Regions from separate parts of the Homo sapiens genome. Here region 2 is linked to region 1. Evidence: chromatin contacts called from ENCODE Hi-C or POLR2A ChIA-PET data. All regions are on one chromosome and are shown on one strand. Each heading gives the region's core, a stretch centred on a gene start or an enhancer-like site at or near the end of the contact. The rest is flanking DNA. Distances are from core to core; before and after follow the strand shown. Region 1 has its middle 6.9 kb from the start of MIR8071-2. Region 2 has its middle 62 kb from the start of MIR8071-2.

Evidence for each region. Hi-C counts contacts between places; a loop is a spot of excess contacts on that map. ChIA-PET counts read pairs that join two places held with the same protein, here RNA polymerase II (POLR2A). Pooled maps may share reads with other maps.
Region 2: a loop to region 1 is called in a pooled map, with 1.8 times the contacts of the local background. The contact joins two enhancer-like sites. A Hi-C loop is called at or near these places in 1 of 37 single-sample maps with no recorded cell type and 1 of 50 pooled maps. POLR2A ChIA-PET finds 5 or more read pairs at or near these places in 1 of 52 experiments (common myeloid progenitor, CD34-positive).

Annotation. Positions count from the first base shown.
Region 1 is chr14:105,643,705-105,650,444 of GRCh38, forward strand. It overlaps IGH and IGHG2. Among named protein-coding and RNA genes, the nearest start is that of MIR8071-2, 6.9 kb to the left of the region's middle. Within about 2 kb of position 4,772, at least 2 of the 41 ENCODE cell types and tissues checked have a DNase peak (open chromatin) inside an H3K27ac peak, as active enhancers do.
Region 2 is chr14:105,698,403-105,705,661 of GRCh38, forward strand. It overlaps IGH. Among named protein-coding and RNA genes, the nearest start is that of MIR8071-2, 62 kb to the left of the region's middle. RefSeq lists an enhancer at 2,541-2,862. Within about 2 kb of position 1,870, at least 5 of the 41 ENCODE cell types and tissues checked have a DNase peak (open chromatin) inside an H3K27ac peak, as active enhancers do.

The DNA.
Region 1 (6,740 bases), core at 3,522-6,021:
CCAGTCCTGGTGCACGACGGTGAGGACGCTGACCACACGGAACGTGCTGTTGAACTGCTCCTCCCGTGGCTTTGTCTTGGCATTATGCACCTCCACGCCGTCCACGTACCAGTTGAACTGGACCTCGGGGTCTTCGTGGCTCACGTCCACCACCACGCACGTGACCTCAGGGGTCCGGGAGATCATGAGGGTGTCCTTGGGTTTTGGGGGGAAGAGGAAGACTGACGGTCCTGCCACAGGTGGTGCTGAGGAAGAGATGGAGGTGGACGTGTCAGCACCCAGCTGGGGTCTGTCCCTGGATGCAGGCTACTCTAGGGCACCTGTCCCGCCTTGAGCTGGAGGGCGAGGCCTGGGCTGGCTTACCTGGGCACGGTGGGCACTCGACACAACATTTGCGCTCTGCAGAGAGAAGATTGGGAGTTACTCGGATCTGGGAGGAGAGAAGGTGTCCGAGCTGAGGGAGTGGACAGTTTGGCCTTTGGGGTCGGCTTAGGTCAGGGGCAGGGTCCTCCCGGATATGGCTTTTGGCAGGTCTGAGCCAAGCACCTGCCCCTGTGTGTGAAGGGCCTGGGGTAGGGGCACCCAGCCTGTGCCTGCCTGGAGCCTGGTGGAAAAAGCCAGAAGACCCTCTCCCTGAGCATGAGTGGGGCGGGCAGAGGCCTCCGGGTGAGGAGACAGATGGGGCCTGCCTTGCTGCCCTGGGCTGGGGCTGCACAGCCGGGGTGCGTCCAGGCAGGAGGGCTGAGCCTGGCTTCCAGCAGACACCCTCCCTCCCTGAGCTGGCCTCTCACCAACTGTCTTGTCCACCTTGGTGTTGCTGGGCTTGTGATCTACGTTGCAGGTGTAGGTCTGGGTGCCGAAGTTGCTGGAGGGCACGGTCACCACGCTGCTGAGGGAGTAGAGTCCTGAGGACTGTAGGACAGCCGGGAAGGTGTGCACGCCGCTGGTCAGAGCGCCTGAGTTCCACGACACCGTCACCGGTTCGGGGAAGTAGTCCTTGACCAGGCAGCCCAGGGCCGCTGTGCTCTCGGAGGTGCTCCTGGAGCAGGGCGCCAGGGGGAAGACCGATGGGCCCTTGGTGGAGGCTGCAAGAGAGGTGGTGCCATGTGACCGCGGTGTGGGACAGAGCTGGGCCCAGGGCGCAGAGGCCCCTCGGTTCTTGTCTATCTGCGAGGGTCCAGGCAGGGTCCAGTGTCTGGGCTCACGGGCATTGGGTGTGCACCTGGCTGGCGCCACCTGCGTCACCTTAGCCCCCTCCCTGCCCCAAAGCCAAAGTCAGGCCCGGCCTGCCCCAGAAAGCTTGCAGGACCGGTGGCCCTGTGGTGCCCTTCTGCAGGCACCCCTGCAGCCTAGGAGGCGGGGCTCGGCAGCCAGGTCAGCGCTCTGTGCCTGCCGGGAGTCAGCACAGTCCAGGGCCTCTAGCTTGGCCTCAGCTCTGGCCATCGGTGCCACCTCAGGGACGGCTCATGCCCATTGGCCCCACTCCAGCCTTTTATGGGTGCCTGGCTTGACCAGTGGACACTGTTCTCAGATGGCTTCTCGTGGGTCCCCCGAGTCCCCTGAAGCTCCTGACCCTGCCGCCCCAGCGTGGCCCTCCGCTAGTGAGTGGGCCTGACTTGCCCAGGGCCCTGGTCATAGCCTGCCCTCTGCCCTCCAAGGCCCTTTTCTTCTGTGCAGCAGAGGGGCCAGACACTGCATAGGGTCGGCGCCCTTCAGCCCCAGGGCCCCGGAACCCCCTGCCTTGGAATAGCCTCCTGGAGCCTCCTCCTCAGCCTCTCCCCTCCTTTCCCCTTAGCCCCAGTGTGCAGCAGCCCAGGTCAGGGCCCTGAGTGCCTGGATGCCCCCTGCCTCCCAGTGTCCTGCATTACTTCTGGAGGCTCAGTCACCACAACCTCACCCTCCCAGCCCTGGCCTGGCCTTCTCGGCCACCAGCCCACCTCCTCCCTCTCTCCAGAGCTTCCCCCGGCAAGGTCCCTGCTGGGCTCAACCCAGGCCCCCCAGCACAGGTAGGAGCCTTGCACCTGCCCTTGGCCCTCCCCACCCTGCGTGGTGCCAGGACCCCCAGGCCACAGGGAGGCCCCATTTCTCTCTGCCGCTGGCCCAGTGGCCCTGGAGTCCCACTGCAGGTGGGGTGTGCCCCTGACCTCTGAGGAGGCTAAGTGCCCTGCCCTCAGCCAGGCCATCCCCTCTGCTCAGCCCCAGGGCCCCGCTCACCACCCCTTCCCCTCACCTGCACCACAGGCTCTGGCTGACTCTGCCCAGGCCCTGAATGGGCCCCTCTGGCAGCCCTCTGCTGCTACACTGCCCTGCACCACCTCCACTCAGCTTCATTGTGCTGGTGGCCCTGGCTCCTGGCAGCCCATCTTGCTCCTTCTGGGGCGCCAGCCTCAGAGGCCTTCCTGCCTAGGGTCCGCTGGGGCCAGCCCTGGGACCCTCCTGGTCTCAAGCACACATTCCCCCTGCAGCCACACCTGCCCCTGCCTGAGAGCTCAGCCCCGAGCCCTGGAATGCCTTCCCTTCTCCATCCCAGCTCACCCTTGCCAACTGCTCAGTGGGATGGGCTCACACTCCCTTCCTGGCACCAGGAGGCTGCACTGCACTTTCACCAGCCCTCAGCTGTCTGCTGCCAGCAACTACCCAGCTCCTGCCAAAATCTAGGAGCTGAGTGATGCCTCCCACCGGCCCTGCTCACCTGTGGTTGCCTTGCCCTGAGCTCTAGTGCCTGTCCCCTGCTCGTCCTGCCTCCCACCGGCCCTGCTCACCTGTGGCTGCTCTGCTCTGATTCCCTGAGGCTAAGCCTCAGTCCTGCTCACCTTCTGATGCTCTCCTCTGTCCCCTGAGCTCCAGGGGCTGTCCCCTGCTCGTCCTGCCTCCTACCTGCCCCTGCTTACCTGAGGGTGCTCTGCCCTGGTGCTCTGAGCTCCAGGGGCTGTCCCCTGCTCCTCCTGCTTCCTACCAGCCCCTGCTCACCTGTGGCTGCTCTGCCCTGGTCCCCTGAGCTCCAGGGGCTTCCCCCTGCTCTTCCTGCCCCCACCAGCCCCTGTTCACCTTCAGATGCCCTCCCCTGGTCCCCTGAAGTCCCAGAGCTGCCCCCTGTTCCTCCTGCCTCCCACCAGCCCGTGCTCACCTGCCGCTGCTCTGCCCTGGTCCCGAGTTCCAGGGGCTGCACCCTGTTCGCCCACCTCCCACTAGCCATGCTCAGCTCTTGATGCTCTGTCCTGGTCCCCTGAGCTCCAGGAGCTGTCCCCTACTCGTCCTGCCACCCACCAGCCCCTGCTCACCTGAGGCACCTGAGGCTGCTCTGCCCTGGTCCCCTGAGCTCCAGGGTCTTCCCCCTGCTCATCCTGCCTCCCACCTGCCCTTGTTCACCTTCAGTTGCTCTGCCCTGGTCTGCTGAGCTCCAGGAGGTGCCCCCTGCTCCTTCTGCCCCCACCTGCCCTGCTCACCTGTGGCTGCTCGGTCCTGGTACCCTGAACTCCAATGCCTGCCCCCTGCTCACTCTGCCCTCCCTCAACCCGGGCAGCAATGTCACTCAGGTCACTGTTGCCCCCCTGCCTGTCCTGGCACCCTCTGTCCAGGTTTGGGCTGTTTTTCTGGCCTCATTTTTGTTTTTGCAGCACTTGGCTTGTTCCCTATGCTGTGGAGCAGCCCCAGTGTCCAGTCAGGTCTCCCCAACAGAGCCCCTTGCCCTTGCCCATGTGCCCCTCCTGGGTGAGCTCCCAGATCCTCCCGTCCCTGCACTGCTCCTGCTCTGGAAGCCTCTCCAGAACCTCAGCTCCTCAGTGGCCTCTGCTCTGCTGGGTCAGCTCCCTGAACGCACGGAGCCTCACCCCTCCCCTCGCCCCAGGCCTGCTGCACTCTGGGCCTTTCTGGGCCTCCCTGGACTCTTCCCTCCTCCCATCTGTGCACTCAGCACAGCTCTCCCCTCCACTCCGCTGCTGACCACAGCCCTGCTCCCCGCCAGCAGGTGCCCCAGCGCCATCAGGTGGCTCTGAGCCTAGCCCCTGTGCCTCCCCTGTCCCTGCCTCTGCCTCTGGGCTCCTTGGCTTCCACCCTCCTGTCCTGCTGCCACACTCACCCTCCCTGCTCTGCTCCCGGCTCACCTGCTGTCCTTGGTCCTGGCTGAGAGAGGGCCCCACGGCCAGCACTGCTGACCCTGCCCTGGGCTCCAGTGATGCTGCTGGCCTGGACAAGCCCCTCCGTTCACCTGGGGCCTCTCCTCCTCCCTCGTTCTACTGCCTCCTCAGCTCAGGTGGGTCCTGCCCATGCTGGCATCACCCCACGGCCGGCTCTGCCGCATCCCGTCAGGTTCCTCGTGCTCCCAGCCTGGTCGTCATGGAGGCCTCAGTCAGCCTCTGGTGTGTCCTGCCCTGTTGGCTTGGAAGCCCCTGCCCACGGTCCCCGTCATCTTGCACTGGGTGGGCGTTGGTGCCTGAAGGCTGCCCACCTCCCCCGTGCTGGCTCCGCTTGGGTCTCCATGTGGGGCTGGCCTTGCCCCCACGTCTCCCCAGCCTCTTGTAGCCTGTTCAGCAGCTGAGGTCCAGGAGCGCCCACGGCTGCACCCAGGCTCTGTCCTTCTCCTCCCGAGCCTGTGCCCTTGCCCTGTGCTGACCCTACTCACCGAGGTGGGGGTCTCAGCCCTTCCTGTTTTGGCGCGGTACATGTGGGCAGACTTGCCCACGCCGTCAGCTGCTATTTGTCTTCCTAGGAAATCACAGCTCGGCCCTCAGGTCCCCAGGGGTGTGAACTCCACGCTGCAAAGACTAAGAACAGGATTGAAACCGGCGGCACCGCTTACTTCCTGAAGTTCCCTTTTCTTCTGGTGGTTTCTGTGTCACAGGGTAAGGGGGAGTCCAGACACAGCCGAGGCTGCCTCATGGGTGTGTGGGGATGGGGGTGGTGGCTGCCCCCATACTCGTGGGAGAAGGTGGGGAGCCCGGACCTTGTTCACTGCTCTTTTCTCTGTCTCTGAGTCCCTGGGGCTGGACTGATACTGGCAGTGATTATGACCATTCTGCCCGTGGTCTCAGCCTCTCAATACCTGGGCCTCTCACCTGAAGCTTCTGACCCCCACTGGGCCCTGGTGGCTGCTTTGGCCTGGGCGTCTCTCCAGCTGGCTCTCACTCATGGTGCAGGGAGGGGAGTGTGAGTTCATCCCGCTGAGCAGCTGGCAAAGGCGAGCTGGGATGGAGAAGGGAAGGCGTTCCAAGGCTCAGGTCTGAGCTCACAGGCAGGGGCAGGTCTGGCTGCAGGGAGAATGTGTGTGCTTGAGACCAGGAGGGTCCCAGGGCTGGCCGAGTGGACCCTGCACAGGAAGGCTTCTGAGGCTGGTGCTCCAGAAGGAACAAGATGGGCTGCCAGGAGCCAGGGCCACCAGCTGTGCTCCTGGGGGCCGAGGGGACGTGGGACAGGTGGATGAACACACTGAAGCTGAGTGGAGGTGGTGCAGGGCAGTGTAGCAGCAGAGGGGAGCCAGAGGGGCCCATTCAGAGCCTGGGCAGAGTTGGCCAGAGCCTGTGGTGCAGGTGAGGGGAAGGGGTAGGGGGCAGGGCCCTGGGGCTGAGCAGAGGGGATGGCCTCTGCTTAGCTTAGGGCACTTAGCTTCCTCAGAGGCGAGGGGCACACCCGAGTTGCAGTGGCACTCCAGGGCCACTGGACTACAAGCAGAGAGAGAAATGGGGCCTCCCTGGGGCCTGGGGGATGCTGGCATCATGCAGGGTGGGGAGGTCCAAGGGCAGGTGCAAGTCTCCTACCTGTGCTGGGGGAGCCTGGACTGAGATCAGGAGGGACCTTGCCAGGCCGAAGCTCTAGAGAGAGGGAGGAGCTGAGGAAGGACGAACGTGGAAGTGGGAGGTAAGGGGGGATGGTATGAGGCCAGAGGGACTGGGCAGACCAAAAGCCCGAGGAGGTGTCGCACAGGAAGTGTCCAGAATGGAATAGGAAGTGTCCGGAATGGAAAAGGAAGCATCCAGCATGGAACAGGAAGCATCCAGAGTGGAACAAGAAAGGTCCAGCATGGAAAAGGAAGCATCCAGAGTGGAATGGGAAGCGTCCAGAGTGGAACAGGAAGCATCCAGAATGTAACAGGAAGCATCCAGAGTGGAACAGGAAATGTCCAGCATGGAACAGGAAGCATCAAGAATGTAACAGGAAGCATCCAGAGTGGAACAGGAAATGTCCAGCATGGAACAGGAAGCATCCAGAATGTAACAGGAAGCATCCAGAGTGGAACAGGAAATGTCCAGCATGGAACAGGAAGCATCCAGAATGTAACAGGAAGCATCCAGAGTGGAACAGGAAATGTCCAGCATGGAACAGGAAGCATCAAGAATGTAACAGGAAGCATCCAGAGTGGAACAGGAAATGTCCAGCATGGAACAGGAAGCATCCAGAATGTAACAGGAAGCATCCAGCATGGAACAGGAAGCATCCAGAGTGGAACAAGAAACGTCCAGCATGGAACAGGAAGCATCCAGCATGTAACAGGAAGCATCCAGAGTGGAACAAGAAACGTCCAGCATGGAACAGGAAGCATCCAGCATGGAACAGGAAGCATCCAGCATGGAACAGGAAGCATCCAGAGTGGAACAAGAAATGTCCAGCATGGAACAGGAAGCATCCAGAGTGGAATGGGAAGCGTCCAGCGTGGAACAGGAAGCATCCAGAGTGGAACAAGAAACGTCCAGCGTGGAACAGGAAGCGTCCAGCATGGAACGGGAAGCATCCAGAATGTAACAGGA
Region 2 (7,259 bases), core at 620-3,119, 52 kb after region 1:
CTCTGTGTCTCTCTCTGTCTCTCTATCTCTGTTACTCTGTCTCTGTCTCTGTGTCTCTCTGTCTATCTCTGTTACTCTGTCTCTGTCTCTGTGTCTCTCTCTGTCTCTCTTTCTCTGTTACTCTGTCTCTGTCTCTGTGTCTCTGTCTCTCTGCACTGTTTTCCTGGTGAAGGAGAAGCCATGTACCTTCCTGCATGATCTGTGCTCAGCTCACAACCACCCCATGATTGAGGACACCCCTCCTTCTAGAAGGTTCCCAGCTAACAGGTGCAGAAGGAGTGAAGATTGAAATAGGAGACCCCATCTTGAGACCCTCCCGGAACAGTGCCCCTGGGCCGTGTCCCCACTTCGGGACGTGGGATCTCGGTGCCAGGCGTGCGCTGCCTGACCCCGATCCCGTCGGCGTGTGGGCCCTTCCTCAGCCCAGGTGATTCCCTGTGGGCACGGGACTGGGCAGTGCTCCCCACGGCTGCTGGGCCCCAGGACCGGCCTCCAAGGCTGAACCGCGGCTCTGCCAGCTCCACAGACAGCCAGCAGCCCACCCGACAGGGACCAAGATGACAAAGTGCTCAGGGCCGCCCTGTGCCCCGGGACCCAGCTGCAGCCTCAGCAGGACAGGGCTGGGGGCGGAGGGTACAGCGGGACTCCTGAGGACAAACGGCCCGCGCCCCGGGTGAACTCAGTGCCGTGAGGAGCCTGTGCACGGGCTGTGGTGGACGCGTCCCTGAGACCCTGTGTGTGCTGTAGGGTGGCTGTGCCCGCTGCCCTCACCACCTGCTGCCCGGGGCCCAGCCTCCCTCGCTGGGGCTGGAGGGTGGATCCAGCAGGGACAGCGTGATGCTCAGAGTCATCGCATAGTGACAAGGACGGGGGCTGCTTTCAAAGCTCCTGAATGTTTTAGTGGCTCAGAGTGAAGGTTCACAGGCCTCGGGGGACATGGCCTAGACTGGGCGTGGGTCCAGCCCCTTGGCAGGCAGTGGGTACAGGGCGTGTCCTCCTCCATCCCCATCTGTCTGGTCCCCAGCCACACGCTGAGCCTGGGTCCCCGACTCCCCCCCGACCCGGCAGCTCAGGCCCAAGTCCCTGTCCCCTCCCCACATCCCCTCACAGCAGGTGCTTCAGAGGGGCCCTGGAACGTGACCAGTGTGGGGGAGGTGCTGCGGGGACTGGGGACCACACACGGCACCCGGCCCAGTGCCAGGGGGAGGCGGGTCAGGGCCCAGGTCTCCGAGGCCCAGGCTGTGCGTGTTGGAAGCCCCATTGTTGATGGAGTCAGATGCCCACATCCTCATCCCCGCCTGGGGCCCCTTCTCCAGGAGCCCTGGGTTCAGTCAGAGCCCAGCCAAGGTCCCCTCCCTGGCCAGAGGCCTCACTGGCTCGGTCACCCTCACCTCACTGCCCCCACCTCCTCACCCCTGCCAGCCTGGCCACTCTGGGCTGCTCCTGGCCTCCTTCCCACAAACACGGACCCACAGGTTCTCTAGGCCCTCCAGGACCTTCGCCCACTCCACGGCCCCTGCCCCTGTCCTGTTGACCTCCCAGCGTCCATCCCTGTCCTCGGGCTGCACCCTGCTGGCTCTCCTGTTCTCTGACCATCCCCCACTGTCCAGTCCCTCCTGGGAGACCTGAGGCTGTCCTGGGCTTCAGCCCCCAGGGCTGGGGTCGCAGTGCGCAGGGTCCTGGGACCTCCTGCTCCCGCCTCTCCCATGTTGTTACCCACCCCAGCCCGATGTTCCGGGTCCTGTGTGGATCTGCAGGTTTCCTGGAGGCTCAGAGTCCTGCCCCGGCCAGCACAGACGGGGAACAGGGCGAGGGCTGGGTGGTGGCCCAGTGACCTCGGGGGCCAGGCCTTGTAGGTGCAGGTGGGCCCGTGCTGCCGTGCCCCCCACCCACAGACAGGCCCCGACTCTGGCCCAGCGCCCGCTCGGCCGCTCCCAGCTGCAGGCTGAGGTCTCCCCATTTGCTCCTGGGCCATGTGTGTTTGGGTGTGAGTGTGGGTATGGATGTGACAGTGACTTAGTGTGTGGCTGTGAGCGTGGGTATGTTTCTGTGTGTTTGTGTGTGAATGTTGTATAATAGTCGTGGTGTGTGTTTGTGAGAGTGACTGTGTGAGAGGGGCTTGCAGCTGAGTTCCTGGGCCCATCTTGCTGCCTCTTTCTCTCCCTGTGTGTTCTCTGCCTCTGTTGTGTTCTCTCTGCATGTCTGTCTCCATGTCTCTTTTTCCCTGTTCCCATCTCCTCTCTTTTTCTCCCATCTCTGTCTCCGTTTCTTCTTATCTCTCTCATCTCATCTCTCTCTCTTTCTGTCTCTTGTAACTCTGTCTCTGTCACTGGCCTCGCCTCTGTCCCTCCCTGTCCCTGTCTCTTATCTCTCTCCATCCCCATCTCTCTCTCTGTGTCTGTCTTTGTCTCTCCTTTCCTGTCTCTCTTGTCTCTCCCCATCCCTGTCTCTCTCTCTCTCTATGTCTCTGTGTCTCTTGTCTCTCCCCTCAGATAGACCATGGTTGACCCTGGCTGACCTCTGCCTAACCCTGGACCTGGAAAGCCCTAGCTGACCCTGGGCTGGTTGGGGCTGGGCCTACCTGTGGCTGCAGCCCCTCGCTCAGGCCCCAGGCACACCTGGCCAGGTCTCGGTTTTGGGGCATGTTTCTCAGAACAGCAGTTCTCTGGCTGGAACACCTGACCTGGGCTGTGTTCACAATGACTCAGCCACCCCACAGGGCTATTTTGGGTATTTCTGCAGGTCTATTCAAGAGGCTTCAGGAGAGAGAGAAAAGCAAGAGAATACAAACGGCATGGCCTCCCCTCACCTTCCTGTCCCCACTCCTGTACTGTACCCCCTCCCCAGTGCTAAGTCGAGACCTGGCGACCCCTTAGGGGCTGGGGCTGGGTGTAGCTCACAGGGCCTGGGCTGGTCTTCTCGCCACCAAGTCCTCCTGGGGCCTACACACCCCTCTGAGCCTGGAAAAATGGAGCAAGTCATTGGGGTCATTTCTTCATCTACCAGTGAGTACATGCACTGAGAGGGTCTCGGCTCCCCTGGAGGCCTCCCTCCACCACTGCAGGTCACTTACTCATGAGGGCCAAGGCTCAGAAATCAGACAGGACTCAGTGTCTAGTCAGACTGATACATGCTCAGAAAAGGAATCAGATTTCAAAATGAATATGCATAATTAAAGAACCAGAGATCAGTGATCAGGAACAGGGATCCGCGGTCTGGTCCAGGGCTCAGTGGTCAGGAACAGGGCCCAGTGATCAGGATCAGGGCTCAGTAATCAGGACCAGGGCCCAGTGATCAAGACCAGGGCCCAGTGATCTGGTCCAGGGCTCAGTGATTTGGTCCAGGGCTCAGTGATCAGGAACAGGGGTCATTGACTGGGTCCAGGGCTCAGTAATCAGGACCAGGGCTCAGTGATCAGGAATAGGGGTTAGTGATCAGGAACAGGGCTCAGTGATCAGGTCCAGGGCTCAGCAATCGGGAACAAGGGTCAGTGATCAGGTCCAGGGGCCAGTGATCAGGACCAGGGGCCAGTGATCTGGTCCAGGGCTCAGTGATTAGGAACAGAGGTCAGTGGTCAGGATCAGAGCTCAGTTACCAGAAATAGGGCCCAACGATCAGGATCAGGGCTCAGTGATAAATACTAGGGTTCAGTGATCAAAAGGAGGTCTGAGTGATTAGAATCAGGGCCCAGTGATCAGGACCAGGACTGGATGATCAGCACCAGGACTCAGAAGTCAAGAGCAGAGCCCATTGATCAGGACCAGGAGTCAGGGACCAGAACCAGGGGCCATTGGTCAGAACCAGAGCCCAGTGATTAGGAACAAGACCCAGTGATGAGGGCCAGGGCTCAGTGATCAGGACCAAGATTCAGGGATAAGAACAGGACCCAGTGATCAGGACCAGGACCCAGTGATCAGGACCAGGGCTCAGTGATTGACTATTGACTAGGACCAGAGCTCAGTTATTGACTGTTGACTGGGACAAGGGCTCAGTGGTCAGGACCAGAGCATAGTTAGCAGGACCAGGGCCCAGTGATCAGGGCCAGGGCTCATTGATCCAGAACATGGCCCAGTGATCAGGATCAAGACTCAGCGATCCAGACCAGGACTGAGTTAGGACCAGAGCCTAGTGATCCAGATCAGGGCTCAGTGATCACGACCAGGGCCCACTGATGAGGACTGGAATTGAGTGATCAAGTCTAGGACTCAGGGATCAGGACCAAGACTCAGTAATCAGGACCAGAGTTCAGGGGTAAGGACCAGAACACAGCATGACCAGGGCCCAGTGATCAGGAGCAAAGCCCTTTGATCAGGGCCAGGGTTCATTGATCAGGAGCAGGGTTCAGTGATTAGGATCAGGGCCCAGTGCCCAGTGCCCAGTGACTAGCATCAGGATCTAATAATCAGGACCAGAGCTGAGTGATCAGGACCAGGGCTGAGTGATCTGGACCAGGACTGAGTGATCAGGACCAGGGCTGGGTGATCAGGACCAGGGCTGAGTGATGAGGACTAGGATGGAGTGATCAGGACCAGGGCTGTGTGATCTGGACCAGGACTGAGTGATCAGGACCAGGGCTGGGTGATCAGGACCAGGGCTGAGTGATGAGGACCAGGGCTGAGTGATGAGGTCCAGGGCTGAGTGATGAGGACCAGGGCTGAGTGACCAGGACCAGGGCTGAGTGACGAGGTCCAGGGCTAAGTGAGGAGGTCCAGGGCTGAGTGATGAGGTCCAGGGCTGAGTGAGGAGGTCCAGGGCTGAGTGATGAGGTCCAGGGCTGAGTGATGAGGACCAGGGCTGAGTGACGAGGTCCAGGGCTGAGTGACGAGGTCCAGGGCTGAGTGACGAGGTCCAGGGCTGAGTGACCAGGACCAGGGCTGAGTGATGAGGTCCAGGGCTGAGTGAGGAGGTCCAGGGCTGAGTGATGAGGACCAGGGCTGAGTGATGAGGTCCAGGGCTGAGTGATGAGGACCAGGGCTGAGTGAGGAGGTCCAGGGCTGAGTGAGGAGGTCCAGGGCTGAGTGAGGAGGTCCAGGGCTCAGTGACGAGGACCAGGGCTGAGTGACCAGGACCGGGGCTGAGTGATGAGGACCAGGGCTGAGTGATGAGGTCCAGGGCCAAAAACAGGAGTAGGACTCAGTGATCAGGACTAAGGCTCAGTGATCAAGGCTAGAATTAAGTGATCAGGAACAGGGACCAAGTAGTAGGACCAGAGCTCAGTGATCGGTAAACGGGCCCACTGGTCAGGACCAGGGCCCTGTGATCAGGATGAGGACCCAGTGAGGAGGACCAGGGCTGTCTAGGTTATGAGGAACAGGGATCCCATGTAGTTCTTAGGAGCAGGCTTCTTTGCCATGGTCTCTGGTGAATCCAGCATTCATCCTTGGGCCTCAGCCTCATTCAAGATCAGGTCATTTCTTGATTTTGGGACCAGGGGTACCCTCTGTCCATGCCCACCATGACCACCATGACACCCAGGGGGACTTTGAAGCAGGCGTTCTCCAGTCTAAAGCCACCACCCTTTCCCTGACCCCCGTCTCCTCATTCAGAGTCTGTGAACATTTTCCTTGGGGCCACTTTATTGCACCTGGAAGGCATGTGAGTAAGGGCGGGTCGGTGATGTCTGAAAGGGCTGAGTTCTGGCAAGCATAGCTGGCTTCTCCAAGAGGTTCCTCCACACTTCCTCCCTGCAAAGACAGAGGGGTCACAGCCTGAAGGAGCAGCATCCTTGCCAACGCCCTCTGTCTCAGCCCTGGCCTGGCTCATGGGAGCCTGGACGGAATCCTCGTTACTGCACTGGAGGGAAGCTCAGCCCTGACCCTGGGCCTGCGCGTGTCCTCAGTGTCTGTGAAGGGCCCCCCAGGAGAGCACGTCCCCCCACAGTGGGAGCAGGTGGTGCTCTCCTCTTAGCCAAGCACTGCAGCCCACCTCATCTACTGTGGGCTCATCCCCCTCCTGGGCTCCCACCTGTGCCTTGCCGGCTCCTGCTCAGTACTGGGGGCCCTCCCTGTTGCCAGATGGGCCCCGGACGCTGGTCACGGTCAGTGCTGTGCTATAGAACAGGCTCAGCAGGAAGAGGGTGAGGAAGGTGATGGTGGTGGGCCACAGGTTGGCGCCGGGGGTCTCCTCCTCCAGGGTCTCCTGCGGCAAGTCCAGCACCACATAGGGAGGCGGCATCTGCCAATCTGCAACACAGCAAGAGCCTGCCAGGCCCAGACTCGTGTGAACAGCGGCTATGCTTCCTTGGGGTCTGGGGACAGTGGGGTCTGGGTCCCCATCTAAGGCCTGAGACTCCCCCAGGGAGGATGAGGAGGCAGAGTCCCAGGTGAGGGGCTGGGACCTTCTGTCTTTGACATTCTTAGGGCACTTCAGGGAGAGACTTGGCAGGGCAGAAAGTGGACACCATCTGCTTCTCCAAGGGAAGCTTGAGCCCGAGGTACCCTCCCGCCCCTCCCACCCCACCCCGTCTCAGTCCCAGCCACGTATTCAGTGACTGGGTCCCGGGGCCAGAGAGGACCAGACACACCCACCCTCAAGGAGATCTGGGTCCAAGACAGAGACCTGGGTCTGACACTCAGTGTGCCAAAGGTTGAATGGGCAAGACCAGAGGCCTCTGTTGCCTTCCCAGGGAATGTGGCTGAGGGGTTACAAGCGAGGGCCAGGTGAGGGCCACCAGCACGGGCATCCTCATTTTCCTCAGGGTCTCAGGGCATAGACCTCCCATGTACAGCTGTACCTGCTTGTCATATGCTGATACATCCAGTCATTCACCTGTCTTTCTATCCTTCCATCCATCTATCCATCCATCCATCTATAAAGCTATTATCCGTATATCCACCCCTCCATCAGTAACACTCCTACCCACTCACCCAACCATTCATCCTCCATTCATCTATTAATGTAAGGCTATCACTTAAATATCCACCCATATATCTATAAAGCTATTTTCCATCCATTCATCCTTCTTCCATCTATCCATCCATCCATTCACCCATCCATCTATAAAGCTATTTTCCATCTCTTCATTCATCCATTCATAAAGCAATTCTCCATCCAATTATCTTCCATACACCTATCCTCCATAGATCTACCCACCCACCCACCCCAGTATCCTCAATCCTCCGTCAGTCCACCCATCCTCCATTCACCCCTCCATCTATCTTCCATCCTCCATCCACCCTTCCATCCTCCATCCGCCTACCCATCCATCCATCATCCATCCATCCATCCATCCATCATCCATCAGTCCATCCACCCATCCA